Linked DNA regions of Homo sapiens: region 1 is linked to region 2. Evidence: chromatin loops called from intact Hi-C (ENCODE). Cell type or tissue: endothelial cell of umbilical vein. All regions are shown on one strand.

Region 1 (8,000 bases), 500 kb before region 2:
TTACACATATTCCAAAGATTATTTGAAATTATATTAGTTTCAACTTTCTGTTTAAATGAACTTATCTCAGATTAGATTAAGTAAGATATCAGATGGCTGTTTGGAATGGGCTTTTGCCAAAACAGTGTCTATTTATCGTCCCTTTTAAATCAATCTAACTCAGTTGTGTCAACCGCAGGCATAAATTAGAGTCACCTGGGAAGGCTTAATTTTTTTTAATATTAATAGAGGAGGACCCTTGAAATTTTAACTGAATTGTGCTGGAGTGGGGCTTCTAAAAGGAGCCAAGGTTTGAACCACTGAGTCTTCCTAAAAGGGAAAATGGAAGAGTCAGGGGGAACTGTAGGATCAGGGGTATCTGTTTGTATATTAGTTGATACTGCTTTATTCAATCAAAGATTTAAGGCTGATTGTGCAAAAGTTCCTTATCTGCTTTCATGTATTTACTATTCATATATATTTTCCTAAATGTGATCTATCCAAGTTTTTGTAGGAACTTTATTTTTTAGCAGGCATATGGAGGAGATAAACTTGACAGAAAAACTAAGACTTTAGATGTGAACCTCACAGACAAGCTTCCTTACATATAGATACTTTAGACAATCAGCTCAAGACTTTACCCAGGAGGGTGTAAGGACTTGTAAAGGGTGACACGCCTCAGAAAACACGATGATTCTAAAATTGCAAGTGTGGAGAGGTTATATATAATCTTCTGCTGATGCAGAAAACAATAGAAAATCTTTGAAAATAAGAGTTCTTGACTGTGCCCATGGATGTGGAAAGCCTGGGGAGAAATAGCAAAACCCATACTCCCTATTTCCCAAAGTATTGAGTTCAGCGGCATTTTTCTCATCCGATTGACACATCTTTGGCAACATCCTTCACTCCTGGCATATAACAGGTGCTCTGCGAATATTTTGGGATTTGATTAGAAAAATGGCAATAATAAAATGCTGAGTCCATGAAGACAGAAGTCTTCTTTTGAGCCTCATATAAAAGCCCACTGATTTAAAATAATGAGGAAATAATTGATTTACCCTAATAAACTCAGTCATCTTTGTACCTAGATTTCATAAAACAGCCTTTTAGAAAGACCAGCATGACTGTTGTGCTAAATGCTAGTGTTGGGAAAGAATGGCTGATGTAAGATGCAGAGCTGGAAAAACTAGAGTTTCACTGTAATCACAATAAAACCTCAAAAATTCAACTTTATCACTGGAACTTAGCAGAGTAAGAGAAGTTTATATTTTGGTCGAAATACTCTGTGTAAAAGGTAGGGAAATACCAATATACATTTAAAAGATGTGGCTTAGATATCTAAATGGCTTAAATATCCCAGTGAATAAATTCTAGGCCTCAATTATTATAAAATTTTAATTATGGAAAACAACCCATTTTCTGATAAAGCTGAATAGATAAAATGATAGCCTTTTTTCTACATGAGATTAAGACTCATGGTCCTAGAACAGATACATACACTGAATGCCCTCACTAAAACCCACATTTAATTGCCACACTTTTTCCTATTACAGTTCTAGCAATGTATTGCACACAAGTCAATGTTTGCTGCTGACTCCTGGGGGCTTCTGAAGCTTGCATGCTGACTCTGTAATTAAAAGTCCATATGAGGAAGCAACTGTCAGCTCAAGGCTTACCTCCTACTGTTGGATGTCTGTCAACTCAAGGATTTATTTTTTTTAATATGAGAAAATGTCAGTTGCCATCTGAAATAATTTTTTGATGATTCAAGTAAACATTGAATTTCTGATGATTAAATAAGAAAAACATAAAAAATACACCAATGCTTTGAAAGCAACTCATTTTACATTTGGAAAATGATTTTACTTAGGAACTCAACATATATTATAAATGTTACTTATTCCCATTTTATAGATAAAAGAATACACACACATACACACACATAAATACATGCACATATGTATATTCTAGGTTTAGAATTTTTTAATTGAAGGACTTAGAAAAACTTGGGATTCTTTTATCACTACATCTGTTCTTGTAAGTACAAAAACATTCTTAGTAAGAAAATACCATGGAGTTTAGTTGCAAAGATGATATTTATTCATTGTGAACTTTAACACTTAATCAAACAACAGTATGCTTATCCTGACTACATGCCAAAATAGCAAGATAATATTTTTTGATTCCGAAAAAATAGCTAGTTGACATGAATATATGCACATGGTTGTATTTCTTTACTGAATTCATTCATGTAAGTTTTTAATATGCCTTATCTACATTTATAACAACCAATGCTATGATTTTGATGAGAACAGAGTAATGATAATAGCTCATTTCATTTCTGTTCTACCTGTCAACTAAAACTTCAGCTCCTGTAGATTTGCATCAATGGTTTCTGGGAGTCCTATGAATCTCCATTATATTCACAAACAATTCCAACTCTGCAAGACATCGTCACTGCTCCACCACATTTCTTGCCATTGAGGTTTTCCCTAGAAAGGACCACTGGGACCATAGGACACTAACGTTTTCACAGAAGTGTGGCTGCACCATTTCATGTGTTCATTCTTCTTTTCTGCACATCCCTTCTCACCTAGAATGTTTGGCTATAGCTATATATCACATCATCCCCTGCACTTTCTCCTTTTCTCTTCCTTCCTTCCAGAGCCCTTTTGGCACTTTTTCCCTCTTCTATTGTCATAAAAGGCCTCATGCAAAACAATTCATAAAAATCAATCCCTTCAAGGTATATCCTAAAGTGCTTACTGGAACCGTAAGTCATAAGGAAGGATAGACCCTACACATTCTTTTCTTCAATAAGGATTTATTGAGACCTTTCAAGATTTCCAGAGCATCATTAGAAGTACCTATACAGGATGAAGAGTAATGAGAGGGTGTTAAGGAAGATAAGCACACCAAGGTAAGAGAAACATGAATTTCATTCCTCTTTCTAAACTAAACGAGCTCCTAAACTAGATGTAGGTGTACATGTGTGGTTATATTCAATACCTGCTTTTATGAATTGCCTCTAGATGACTTTCATTATAAACCTTAACACCAAAAATTCCATCTTTATTTCATAGTTTTATGAATATATCTAGAGGCCTATTTGAGGAGTACACTCAATAAATCCTGTTAATAACTAATAACTCTCAAGATCACTCAATTGCTTAAAGAAGTTTTATTCACAGGCACTGAAATAAATGACTACATTTTTATTCCACACAGCTAGAAGCAGAGATTACTAAAGACTCTAAACCCCATTACTAATTTCTTGCACAATCGATAAATACATTTTGACCTCCCACTGTATCTGAGAATAGTAGATATTTTTGATGCATTAAAAAATAAAAATAACCAATGACTTGAAGGTATATATGATCTAGTTTTGGGATACATTATATTCCAAATTAGTAGAATTGATAAAGTTATGAAAATTTAGAGTTTTCTTATACAACAACATGAACTTCTGACTAGTAACTGTTCAGAGATCAATTTTCTGGGATTAATCTTTTGTCACATAATTTGTATGCAGCCTAGCAAAACTGACTAGTTGAGACTTTGTCATGGACATATGAATTTTATTCTTTTTACATAAAAATATGGTACCTTTGAAATTCTTTTTTTGTTATTTAATTGATAATGCATGCATTTGGTAGAATATTCACAAAGTGAAGTGTATCAACAGTGAAAGGTAAATCCCAATCCCTTTTCTCTTCTCTGGTTACCAGGCCCTTTCCTCTGAGCCAAGACTTTAACCAGTTTCTTCTATATGTTTCTAGAGAAATAGTATGCCTTTGGAAACTATATATGCATATTCTGATTTTTAATATAAATGGTAGCATAATATAAACCCCATTTTGTACCTTTTTTCTTCACTACTATATATTAAAAGTCTTTCCAGATCAGTCCATATAAAAGTGGATATACCATAATATATTGAATCACTCCCCTATTGAAGGACATTTAGTTATTTTTCCAATTTGCTTGTACAAGCAATGCTTTAGTGAATTTCCTTGTACATATGTTACTTTACGCATGAAGTGTAATTGCTGGATTAAAAGAGATACATTTTAAATTTTGATAGATACTGCCAATTGTTCTTCAGCAATACATTCTTTAATAGCAAATTACTTGAGAATAGCAAATCCATGGAAGATACATCTACCTTGGTATAATAAACCTTCTTGTTTTTCAGGGATATAAAGATTTTTGTCTTAATGAGAAGAAGAAATCAGGATGTAATAGTTTCCTTAGAAATACCATGGATGTGCAGATCTTCAAGTAAGCCAAATATTTGTTTTCTCAAATAAGAGGCAAGTGGTTTAAAGCCTTATACTGTAAGACTATAGTTATAATCAGGGTGGTAAAAGTAAAATTATTTAAGAACTATTAAAAATTTAAACTTCATATTAAAAATTAGCCACAGAGATTGGACTGGAGGTGGAGAAAGATGGCCACATAGAATCTTCCACCAATCATCCTTCCCACACAACACTAAAATGAAAAACTATTCACACAAAAAATGCACCTTCATAAGAACCAAAAATCAGATGAGTGATCACAGTACCTGGTTTTAACTTGATATGACTGAAAGAGGAACAGAAGATGGTAGGAAAGACAGTCTTGAATTGCTAACATCATCCCGTTCCTGTTTCCTAGCAGTAACCACATGACACAGAGAGAGAATCTATGTGCTTGGAAGAGGGACACACAGTGATTGTGGGACTTCTCATTGGAACTCAGTGCTGCCCTGTCACAGTAGAAAGCAACACCAAGCAGAACTCAGCTGGCACCTGCAGAGGGAGCATTTAGATAAGCCCTATCCAAATGGGAGTCAGCTGTCAGAGCCTGAGTTCCAGCAAGCCTTGCCACTGAGGGCTAAGTGCTCTGGGGTCCTAAATAAACTTGAAAGGCAGTCTAGGCCACAAGGACTGCAATTCCTGGACAAGTCCTGGTGCTGTGCTTGCCTCAGAGCCAGTAGACTTAGGGGGGACACAACCTAGTGAGACATCAGCTGGGCAGCCAAGGAAGTGCTTGTATTAGTCTGTTCTCATGCTGCTAATAAAGACATACCTGGGACTGGGTAATTTATAAAGGAAAGAGGCTTAATTGACTCGCAGTTTCACATGGCTGGGGAGGCCTCATAATCACGGTGGAAAGCAAAGGGGAAATGAGACATGTCTTACATGGCAGCAGGCAAGAGAGAGCTCATGCAGGGGAACTCCCATTTATGGAATCATCAGATCTCTTGAGACTTATTCACCACCGTAGGTGGAAACCACTCCCATTATTCAATTATCTCCACCTGGGTCCCTCTCATGACACGTGGGACTTATGGGAGCTACAATTCAAGATGAGATTTAGGTAGGCACACAGCCAAACCATATCAGTGCTTGTGTACTGCCCCCCGCCCCCCCAACCCCAAGCAGCATAACTTGGAGCTCTGGGAGAGACTCTGTCTTTCCACTTGAGGAGAGAAGAGAGAGTAAAGGGGACTTTGTCTTGCAACTTGTATACCATTCAGACACATTAGGATAAGGCACCAGGAAGAGTACTGAGGCCCCCATTCTAAGTCCTAGCTCCTAAAATCATTTCTAAGCATACCTTGGGCCAGAAGGGAACCTGCTGCTTTGAAGGGAAGGACCCAGCCTGGCAGGATTAATCACCTGCTGACTAAAGAGCCCTTGGACACTGAATAATTACCAATGATAAACAGGCAGTACTCCTCCAGGGCCTTGTATGAGACTCAGAGATGTGCTTGCTTCAGGTGTGACCCAGCACATGCGCAGCTTGGTGGCTATGGGGAGATCCCTTCTGCTTAAGAAAAGGAGATGGAAGAGTAAAGGAGACTTTATACAGCAGCTTAGATACCAGGTTGGCAACAGTGGGTAGAGTAGTGGTCCCCAACCTTTTTGGCACCCGTGACTGGTTTTGTGGAAGACGGTTTTTCCACAGACTGGGGTGGTGGGGGGATGGTTTCTGGATGAAAGTGTTCCAGTGCAGATCATCAGGCATTAGGTTCTCATAAAGAGCATACAACCTAGATCCCTCACATATACAGTTCGCAATAGGGTTCAAGCTACCATGAGAATCTAATGCTGCTACTGATTTGACAAGAGGCAGAGCTCAGACTGTAATGCGTGCTCACCTGATGCTCACCTCCTGCTGTGTGGCCCAGTTCCTAACAGTCCATGGACCAGTACCAGTCCATGGCTCAGGGGTTGGGGACCCCTAAGGTAGCACACCAAGTGAGATCTTGGGGTCTCCATTTCCAGGCCTTGGCTCTTGGATGGCATTTCTGGACCTATCCTGGGTCAGAGGACAGCCCACTGCCCTGAAGAGAGAGACTCAATACTGGCAGCATTCACCACAGACTGACTGAACAGTCCTTAGGCATTGAGAGGACATTGGCAGTAGCCAGGCAGTACGTGCTACAGGCCTGGGGTGGTGGTGACCACAGGGAGAGACTTCTTTGTTTGTGGAAAGAGCTGAAAACAGTGGGAAGGGCTTTGATCTGTGGCTTGGGTGCCAATTCAGCAAAGGTAGAATAAAGAAGCAGGTAGACTCCTAAATTTTTCAACTCCAGGCCCTGGCTCCTGGACAGCATCTCTGGACCTGCCCTGGGACGGGAGGATCTTGCCACCCTGAAGAGGGCGTAAGCCTGGCTAGCCTCACCACCTGCTAATTATAGAGCCCTGGGGCCTTGAGTGAACATAGGCAGTAGCCAGACACTGGTTACCGCAGGCCTTGAGTGAGACCCAGTACTGTGCTGGCTTCAGGTTTGACCCAGTGCAATCCCAGTGGTGATAGCCACAAAGATCCTTATGTCACCCCTCCCCTAGCTCCAGGCAGCTCAGCAGAAAGAGATTCCATTTGTTTGGGAGAAAGGAAAGTGAATAAGAATCTCTCCTGGTAATCGAGGAAATTCTTCTGGATTTTGCCCAAGACCACCAAGGTGGTACATCTACAAGTGTATAAGAACCACAGCATTACTGGGCTTGGGGTACACCCTGATGCAGATATGGCTATGGTAATAATTAAAAAAAAACTTAGATCACAACACCAAAGTCTCTTTGAAGACCTGGATATGCCTTCTCAAAAAGGAGAGGTACAAACAAACCCAAGACTATAAAGACCACAGTAAAAACCTAACTCTTCAATACCCAGACACTGACAAACATCCGCAAGCATCAAGACCATCAAGGAAAACATGACATCACGAAATGAAATAAATAAGGCACTAGGAACCAATCCTGCAGAGATGGAGATATGTGACTTTTCAGACAGAATTCAAAAAAGCTGATTTGAGGAAACTCAATGAAGTTCAAGAAAACATAGAGAATTAATTCAGAATTCTAGCAGATAAATTTAACAAATAGATTTAAATAATTAAGCAGAGTCAAGCAGAAATTCTGGAGTTGAAAAATGCAATTGACATAATAAAGAACTCACCAGAGTCTCTTAACAGCAGAACTAATCAAGCAGAAGAAAGAATTAGTGAGCTTGAAGTCAGGCTATTTGAAAATACACAGTCATAGGGGACAAAAGAAAAAAGAGTAAAAGACAATGAAGCATGCCCACAAGATCTAGAAAATAGCCTTAAAACAGCAAAGCTAAGAATTCTTGGCCTTGGCCAGGCGTTGTGACTCATGTCTGTAATTCCAGCATGTTGGGAGGCCAAGGAGACTGATCACTTGAGGTCAGGAGTTCAAGACCAGTCTGGCCAACATGGTGAAACCCCATATATATTAAAAATACAAGAATTAGCTGGACTACATGCCTGTAGTCCCAGCTACTCAAGAGGCTAAGGCAGGAGAATTGCTTGAACCCAGGAGGCAAATGCTGCAGTAAGCTGAGATCATGCCACTGAACTGCAGCCTGGGTGACAGAGTAAGACTCTGTCTCAAAAAAACAAAACAAAACAGCAAAATAATAATAATAATAATAATTGGCCTTAAAAAAGAGGTAGAGAAAGAGGAAGTTTATTCAAAGGGATAATAACAAAGAACTTCCCAAAC
Region 2 (8,000 bases):
GTCAAATTGTTTATTGGATACATTTGGGTGTTGACATCATTTTTTCAAACAGGAAAACATAGAAAATATTTTAGTTCCAACCCATAGACACTCCGTATCATGCGTTTAAATGTGGGTTTTTTTTTCCATACAGGTGATATTATACCCAACTTCTAATAGCTCCAAATCAGCTGAATTACACCGAATGGTAGTTCCAAAAAATAGCCAGGATTCTGACTTAAAAATCAAACTGGCAGTGCGAATGGATAAACCAGCACATATGAAGCATAGTGGGTGAGTATAAATTTGAGGATTTTTTTCCTGAATTATTGAATTTCATTTCAGTGTATTATTTTTGTCAGTTTAGTGAGAGAACCAGTATAGCAGGCTTTCACATGGAGTTTTCTCAAAAAGTGACATACGTAAGTTATCTTACTCAATGTTTTTATACCCATAGACGGCTTTATAGCTCAATACATGAGTCCTTAGTTAAGATAACTGTATGCGAGCTACCACGATATTGGAACTTGATTGTGTTAGTATTACTCATCAGTCATATTGATACAGGGCACCAGGGCACTGATACCTTCTAAGAAACATTCTTCAAATTACAATAATAGTTGAAACAAGCTTAGCATTGAGGTTCCTAGAAATAGTTAAACTTCCATAGACTGTATAAAAACTAAAACATAGTGTAGATGTAACCCAACGAGGCTATATACATTTTAACAAGAGGGATATGAGTGTTGATCCAAACATGTGAGTGAGAATTGAATCAATATTGGAGAAAACTGCTACTGTTGCCTGGGGAAGAAATGCAGGGACTGTCTCCTGGGGATCACCAGGGGTCAGAGTCAGCCTTCATCTCTGCCAAGGTTCTTTGTCTGTTGCAGCTGGTGATGAAACAGGTCTGAACTCTTGAATAAAATGAATTGCCAAAAATCCAGGACTTCCTCAGAATAACACTTTGGACTTACTATGGCCAAATCCCAGCATAGGGGTATTAGCCATTAGGAAAGAAAAGGGGCCATTTTTCTTACTATGGAGAAAAGCAGTTGTTGAAGTGGCTTACCCTGAGTTAGTAGCAACAGACATAGAGGTCTAAGAAAGTGCATCCTTGTAACAAGCAGAGTCTGCTGGCATTAGGGCCCAATCACTAACATCAGGGTGGAGCGAACTGATGATTCAAAAAATGAGGAGGATTCTTTAGATGACCATTAGGGGAAACAAAGTTAGGCTCTGGGCAGGGGGAAACCCAAGGTATACATTACAGTTGGGATGGTGCTAAGGACTGTATTGCTTTTTGGTTTAGTAGGCAGCATGTGCAGTGTCAGAACAGACCTCACCAAAGGGAAAAAGTACATGAGAGGGTGGGCTCTTAGAAATGGAACCATGATTTGGATAAACAACATTATGCATCTTTAATGTAGTAATGTAAAGTCAAGTCTAACTATGACTCAGATTATAATGCACATGGAGTATCTGGGATTTAATATTTAATTCATGCATCCATCTACCTGCTCACCAGTAATTTATGCAGCAGGCATGTATTGAGCACTACTGTCTTCCAACTAGGACAAACTTTAATGTGATATTATTGCAGGCCTATAGGAACTGGCTAGTCAGGAATTCAGACTTGTATGCAAATAATTATGATAGTGATAAGTGCTGTAAGACAGAAATGGGAACCTGGGAGAAATAATACCTGATTTTTGCCAGGTATAGTGAATGAAAGTCTCACAGGACACCTGACTTTTGAGATAAAACTTGAAGGATAAATTTATCAGGTAGACAGTGGGAGAACTGGCATTCCAGCTACATGACAGCATGTACAAAGGCAGGGAGTCCTGGAAGGAGTTTTAGCTGATGATGACAAGTTCAGTGAAACTGTCATAGAGTGCTTTGAGACTAGAGAGAGTGCTAGTGCTCTAAAGTGCTTAGAGACTAGTAGAGTTACACATAAAAGAACACAGTATGTTCCAGGAACTGCAGTTGTTTCTCTACCCTTTTTCACTCAGTCCCTTTTTCTTTTGATGAATGGCACAATAATAAAAAAAAAAAAAAAAAACAGGAACCTATCATAGTGCCGAGATGACCCTAATTTACCCATGGCCAGTACTATGCCATGGTGAATACTCCTGGACCTTCAGCTTGTCTCAAGAACAAAGACTGAACATGCATAGGGCAGGTCCTGTAACCTTTAGCTCCAGTGGGAAGAAACCCTTGCTCTTACCTGGCAGTTCCTTGGTTTAGCATACTCCAGGATAGGTGAGACAATCCAGACCCCTTACAAGGCTTGATTTGGGGGTAGGGTATGTTTTTATCACATCTCTTTGACTAAATCAGTACCCCTAGAAAGGCCTGCAATTGCCTTCTGCCCAAGACTAAAGGTGAAGGAAAAGACTAAAGAGGATATATCATCGTCTCTTAATTTAATCCATAAAGCTCAGGAACTCACTGAAGGACACGGACCAGAAATGCCTCATAGCCCAATTATCTAACATTGCTAAGAGATACAGGCATTTCCAGATATTTAAATATCTCTTCAGTTTCTGATGTATACATTGAAGCAATGTTAGAACTGAAAATTATCTGTGATGATGTTATGCTAAGATAGTGTGTTATGTAGCAGAATTAAGAATATCATATTCCAAAATAGTGGTTCAATTAAAATATTTTAATACTAATATTAGAAGAATTAAACATTTTCAGCAATGCTATAATAGTAATTGCTCCCTATGGACAGGGACAGTTAGAGGTGCTTTAACCTAAGCATCTGTTCTGTTTTCTCAGTACCCATGTGGTAACAGTTTTAAACATTTTGAATAATACACCTGTGTGTAAACATGTATTGGCAAACATTTCACCTACAGCATAGCTATATTCGTCTTTTTCTGAGGTACTTCATCAATGGATTTTACTGCACTTAATTACATTTAAGAAGAGAAAGTAAGTTAATCTTTTTCTTCCAAGTATTCCATCATACACCAAAGCAATAACATAACAGGAATAGTAGATTAATAGCATTTCGCTTTGGGCCTGGATCGTGTTTTGTCAATCATTTCTCCTATAATCAATAATTAACAGATGGATAATAATTTTGAGAGACAAGTCAAGTTTTAAAAATATTAATTTATCTTTAAAATATAGCAAACTCCTGTTACAGATAGAGTTGTTAGGTGGATTAAAAATAAATTGGAGGATAATGGATTTTTATCTTCAGAGCACTTTAGACTTTGAAATCTTTAGGACTTCAGTAGTAAAAACCTATTCTCTGTTTTAATAATGTGGACGTCAAATAGATCTTTCTTGCGTGAACTATTGTAACATGTATTCTCTGTTTTATTCATTTATCACTTATCTATGGCCCCTAAAAAATATTTTTATCAATGTTATTTATATTTTTCTGTGTGTTCTCAACTGTACTCTAAGTTTCTTAGACCTATTTGAATTCTCAATGCCTCCCACAGTGTATAATCAGAGATAGATATTAATGTGAATAATGATGGTGAAAATGTAATATTGTGCTCCCTAGAGTATTAAGGGAAAAGTAATACAAATGAGAGTAAGCTTTATTCACAAATGGAACCTTAAAAGATTCTAAACACAGTTTATTGAGAATAGAACATAATTTTAATGTAAAAAAATGCCTAAAATAAATGAAATAAATGGTGTTTAGTTCTCAATGTTGCATTTTAATATGACTATTTTTTTAAACCAGAAGGTAAAATGCATCCAATCTAAAGCTCATGTTTCTGATAACTAATCAGTCCACGACTATATATTATAGTTTATTTAAGTAGGACTAACTACATGTAAATGAAAATAGATATTTAATTTGGATCAAATAAGCATAACTATGATTCCATCCTTTTAAAACCAAACTGGGCATTACCACAAGACGTATATTTAGCAAAAACTTGAGTTTATTTATTCTTTTGGAATATGTCATCTAAACTAATTATAGAAACTAACCCTTAGATAAATCTATTGAACAAATTACCAGCTATGTTTTGAATGGTTAAATGATTCACATCCAGCTTTTGAATTTATTTTCCTGGTTTGTGTGTGTGTGTGTGTCTGTAGCATGAAGATAGAAGTGTTCTTGAACAAATGGGCTATACCTTAGCATAGCCTAGTGGCTAAGTAACAGTATTAACTTAAAACTCAAATAACTATTCCTGTTTTTATTAAATAAAATTATTTTCCTAATTCAAAGGTTACTTTCTCAACCAAAAAAAGTAAAATAAAATGGAACTAATAAATGACTGTTATGACAATTAAATCTATAACTGAAAAAGAGAAAATTGGCTTTCACAAATATGTGGAAGCATTATGACCATGATCTATGAGAAGTCTGCATGCAACTGATTACTTTTATAGTAAAAATAGAGTTTCGTAACTATATAACTATAATAGAAGACTTTTATCATAGTTTCTAATTGGTAAGATAAAATTTTAGCAAAACTACTCTGAGATGAATCTCATATTTCTCTTTGTGTAGAGTCATGCTTGGCTATTTACACATTTTGTTGAATGAACGGATGGATTAAAATATTTTGACATTGTCACAGATAAAACTCTGTAGTTTAATTTCCATCATAAAGATAGAAAAGGCATTGGGCTCATCTCTTGTTGCAAGGAGAGACAATAGTTAAACTTCCAGCAGAAAAACGAGACAAGCCCCACACCGGCTGCTTTGTGGCCCCACCATTTCCCAGAGAGAGGGCCAGCTGGGCATCCAGAGGTTGGGACAGCATGCCTACATAAACTGCATTCACACACTAAATATTCAGACATTGTATTTCCTCATAAAGTGAAATGACTGCACTCTAGTAAAGTTTCATTGTTTAGATTATTATTCAGGGTTTATGATCTCCAACTAATTTAGGGGAGGAAAATCTTAGCTGCGTCGAGGTAGTATTTGCTCAAAGAGTCCAGGCTTTAAACAAAGCCAAGTCTGTTCTTTCACAAAGCAAATTGATATTTCATTTTTAAATGTACCTTTTAGAATGACTTTCCCCTGTGTCCTTGTCTAAAATAACTATGTTTCGACATCTGACCTTGACTTGAACCTATGTATGTATGTATGTGTAGGTCTACTTGCATTCCCAGGTTGAACTTGGCCCAGCCTGGCTTATCCTGATTTCACCGAAATCCTACTTGAGTCCCTTGAACTATAATAATAATAATAATATTAATTAATACTAATCTTTTTTTTTTAAGACAGAGTCTCACTCTGTCGCCCAGGCTGAATTGCAGTGGCACCATCTCCGCTCACTGCAACCTCCACCTCCTAGGCTTAAGCAGTCCTCCCACTTCAGTCTCCCAAGTAGCTGAGACTACAGGCATGCACCACCACACCTGGCTAAATTTTGTATTAATTAGGCTAATTATACAATCACACGAATGTCTTGAGTGCGATGGTAACTACAAAATAAAAGTCATGTAGACGGTAAGTATTGAGTCAGCTGTTTAGGTTTATCAATCCTTGATTTTTTTGTATTAATTAGTGCAGTGGTAACTACAAAATAAATGTCATGTAGACAGTAAGTATTGAGTTAGCTGTTTAGGTTTATCAATCCCCAATTTTTTTGTATTAGAGACAGGGTAGAGACAGGGTTTCGCTATGTTGCCCAGGCTGGACTCAAACTACTGCACTCAAGCGATCCTCCTGCCTCAGCCTCCCACAGTGCTGGAAATACAGACGTGAGCCACTGTGCTCGGCCTTATGATATTCTTCAAGTTTTAACCACATCATTTGACTTTATTCAAAAGAAAATGCTTGAAGACAAATGAGAAAAATAGAAATGTACAAATCATCATTAATTCATTGAGAGTATAACAGTTATATCCCTATTAGGTCCTTTGCTTAATTGTTAGACTTTAATTTACATTTTTATTTGACAGCTATTATGGATGTAGATATGGTAGTTCGTTGCTCTTTGTGTGTTTATTTTTCTGCTAACTTTATTTTGTCTTCTCTCTATGTCCAAGGGAGAAAAATGAAAATATTACATAAGGGCTTTGAACCATGTCTGAGCAACTGACTTGAGTGATTTATCTAAGAAATAAGCTCAGGTTCTAAAAATAAAGAGCATCTGGAGATTATTTCATGGCAAGTGAGAGGAATAAGAAAGCACTTTCACTTTATTTCAGTCTAATGCTGTCTAACACTTTTTAAATAACTGGTGGTGCTCATTGTATGTTTTACTACAATTTGCTAGTTTAACTTGTAATTTTCTTGCTTAAATCATTAAATAAGTATGATTTGATCCATATAGCTCTACCAGTCTATCAAATCTTGCTAGTTGTGATATTAAAATTTGTCAAGTTTTATGATACATTGTTGATCTCATTAGATTTACATACCAGGTGAGTTAGTTTTAATTTCATCTCAGGTTGTTTTTGTTTATTTTTAGTTATAGTTTTATGTGTGATTCATTTTTATTTTAATTTAAAAAAATTTTTTAGACAGGGTCTTATCCTGTCTCCCAGGCTGTAGTGCAGTGGTGTGAACAGAGCTCACTGCAGCCTCCACCTCCTGGGCTCAAGTGACCCTCCCATCTCAGCCTCGTGAGTAGCTGGGACCACAGGTGTGTGCCACCATACCTGACTAGTTTTTTTAAAAAAATTTTTATAGAGATGGGGTCTCCCTATATTGCCCAGGCTGTTCTTGAACTCCTGGACTCAGGTGATCCTCCTTCCTCAGCCTCCCAAAGTGCTGAGATTACAAGTGTGAGCCACCACACCCAGCTAAATTGCTTTATTTGAAGAGGGATTGATAAACCTAAACAGCTGACTCAATACTTACTGTCTACATGACTTTTATTTTGTAGTTACCATCACACTCAAGACATTCATGTGATTGTATAATTAGCCTAATTAAATGTTTTGTGGAAAGAATCAGTGAGAGAGACTAGTGTCATTGAAATTAGCATTCTAAAGACCTTTGCCAGCTCTACTCTAGAATGCTCATAGTACTCACTTCCTCTGTTTCTTCTGTCTCTTATCAGGTGCTGTCTCTACAGCAGCCCATCCTGTTCACCCTACAAAGAACCCTTCTCTCTCTGCTTCCAATTCTACTTTTAACTGGCTTCATTCTTTTTTTTAAGCTCTTATTATCTGTGTGATATTTATTGTTTATTAACTGTATCCTCAACTAGAATGCTATTGCCATGGTGTAATTTGCTATTGATTAGCTTCCCAACTAAATTTGATTGCCATAGAATAGGAACCTTGTCTCACTTGCTATTTTTAAACCCAATTTTTAGAACATTGCCTAGTATTTAGTAGAAGCTAAACAAATATTTGTTGAATTGATGAATTTTTTTTAGAAAAGAATAGAATGCAGAAATTATGCTCACAGTTGTAAGTGGACTGATTGTTTGGATATTAACTTCAAATTATCTAATTGGTACCACTGTAAGGTGGATTTGTTGGAGTGTGTTTCAAAACATTATTGCCCCAGAAGAATTACAGGAAGTCTCCTTTTTTCACAAATTTAAATTTGACTATAAATCTAAAGACTGTATTAAAAAGAAATATATTATTTCCCCAAAACTTTAAATTGAAATTAATTACTGTCTGCAGGGAGGCTTGTTGCCTGTCAACATTTATTCTTAGACCATCCCTGTGGTTGAACTGTAGGAAGAAGTTTTAGCAACATTTCTTGTGGGTAGAGTATACCCCAGGGTTAATATGTTTTAATTTGTAAGAATGATGTATTATGTAACCAATACTTATAAAAATTAAAGGCAAAAAAAAAACACCCTAGATTTGAGCTTCGTTCATATTATCTTTATGGACTAAATAAAAGTAATTTGCTTTCTTTCTGCTACAGTGACCCCTGAATTTGAATAGTCATGCTATATTTATTTCAGTATTTATTCTGTCAATTCTATTTGGTGTACACTTTTTTTTCACATTTAGATAGGCTCAAAAATAATTCATGAAAATATTTTCCCCAACAGCTGACAAGAATGAGGAGAAATATACAAGGAACCAGTGTTTTAATGATG

The links. A loop is a pair of places that touch in the nucleus more often than their neighbours do. Peaks named below come from ENCODE experiments on the same cell type or tissue, not always from the same donor. Only the 100,000 strongest peaks of a DNase experiment are listed, where the experiment ranks them.
Region 1: it touches region 2 in a loop (2.9-fold over the local background); 1 of 110 quality-filtered maps calls a loop at or near these places.

Annotation. Positions count from the first base shown.
Region 1 is chr7:123,051,715-123,059,714 of GRCh38, reverse strand. No RefSeq gene overlaps it. Among named protein-coding and RNA genes, the nearest start is that of TAS2R16, 60 kb to the right of the region's middle. In endothelial cell of umbilical vein, no CTCF peak of the experiment used is centred here; a DNase peak (open chromatin) is centred at 4,784.
Region 2 is chr7:122,546,823-122,554,822 of GRCh38, reverse strand. It overlaps CADPS2 (calcium dependent secretion activator 2), which reads left to right. Exons shown (of 30, transcript NM_017954.11): 8 at 134-273. All of the region lies in intron 3 of LOC105375481 (a long non-coding RNA gene), which reads right to left. Among named protein-coding and RNA genes, the nearest start is that of RNF133, 150 kb to the left of the region's middle. In endothelial cell of umbilical vein, no CTCF peak of the experiment used is centred here; a DNase peak (open chromatin) is centred at 4,022.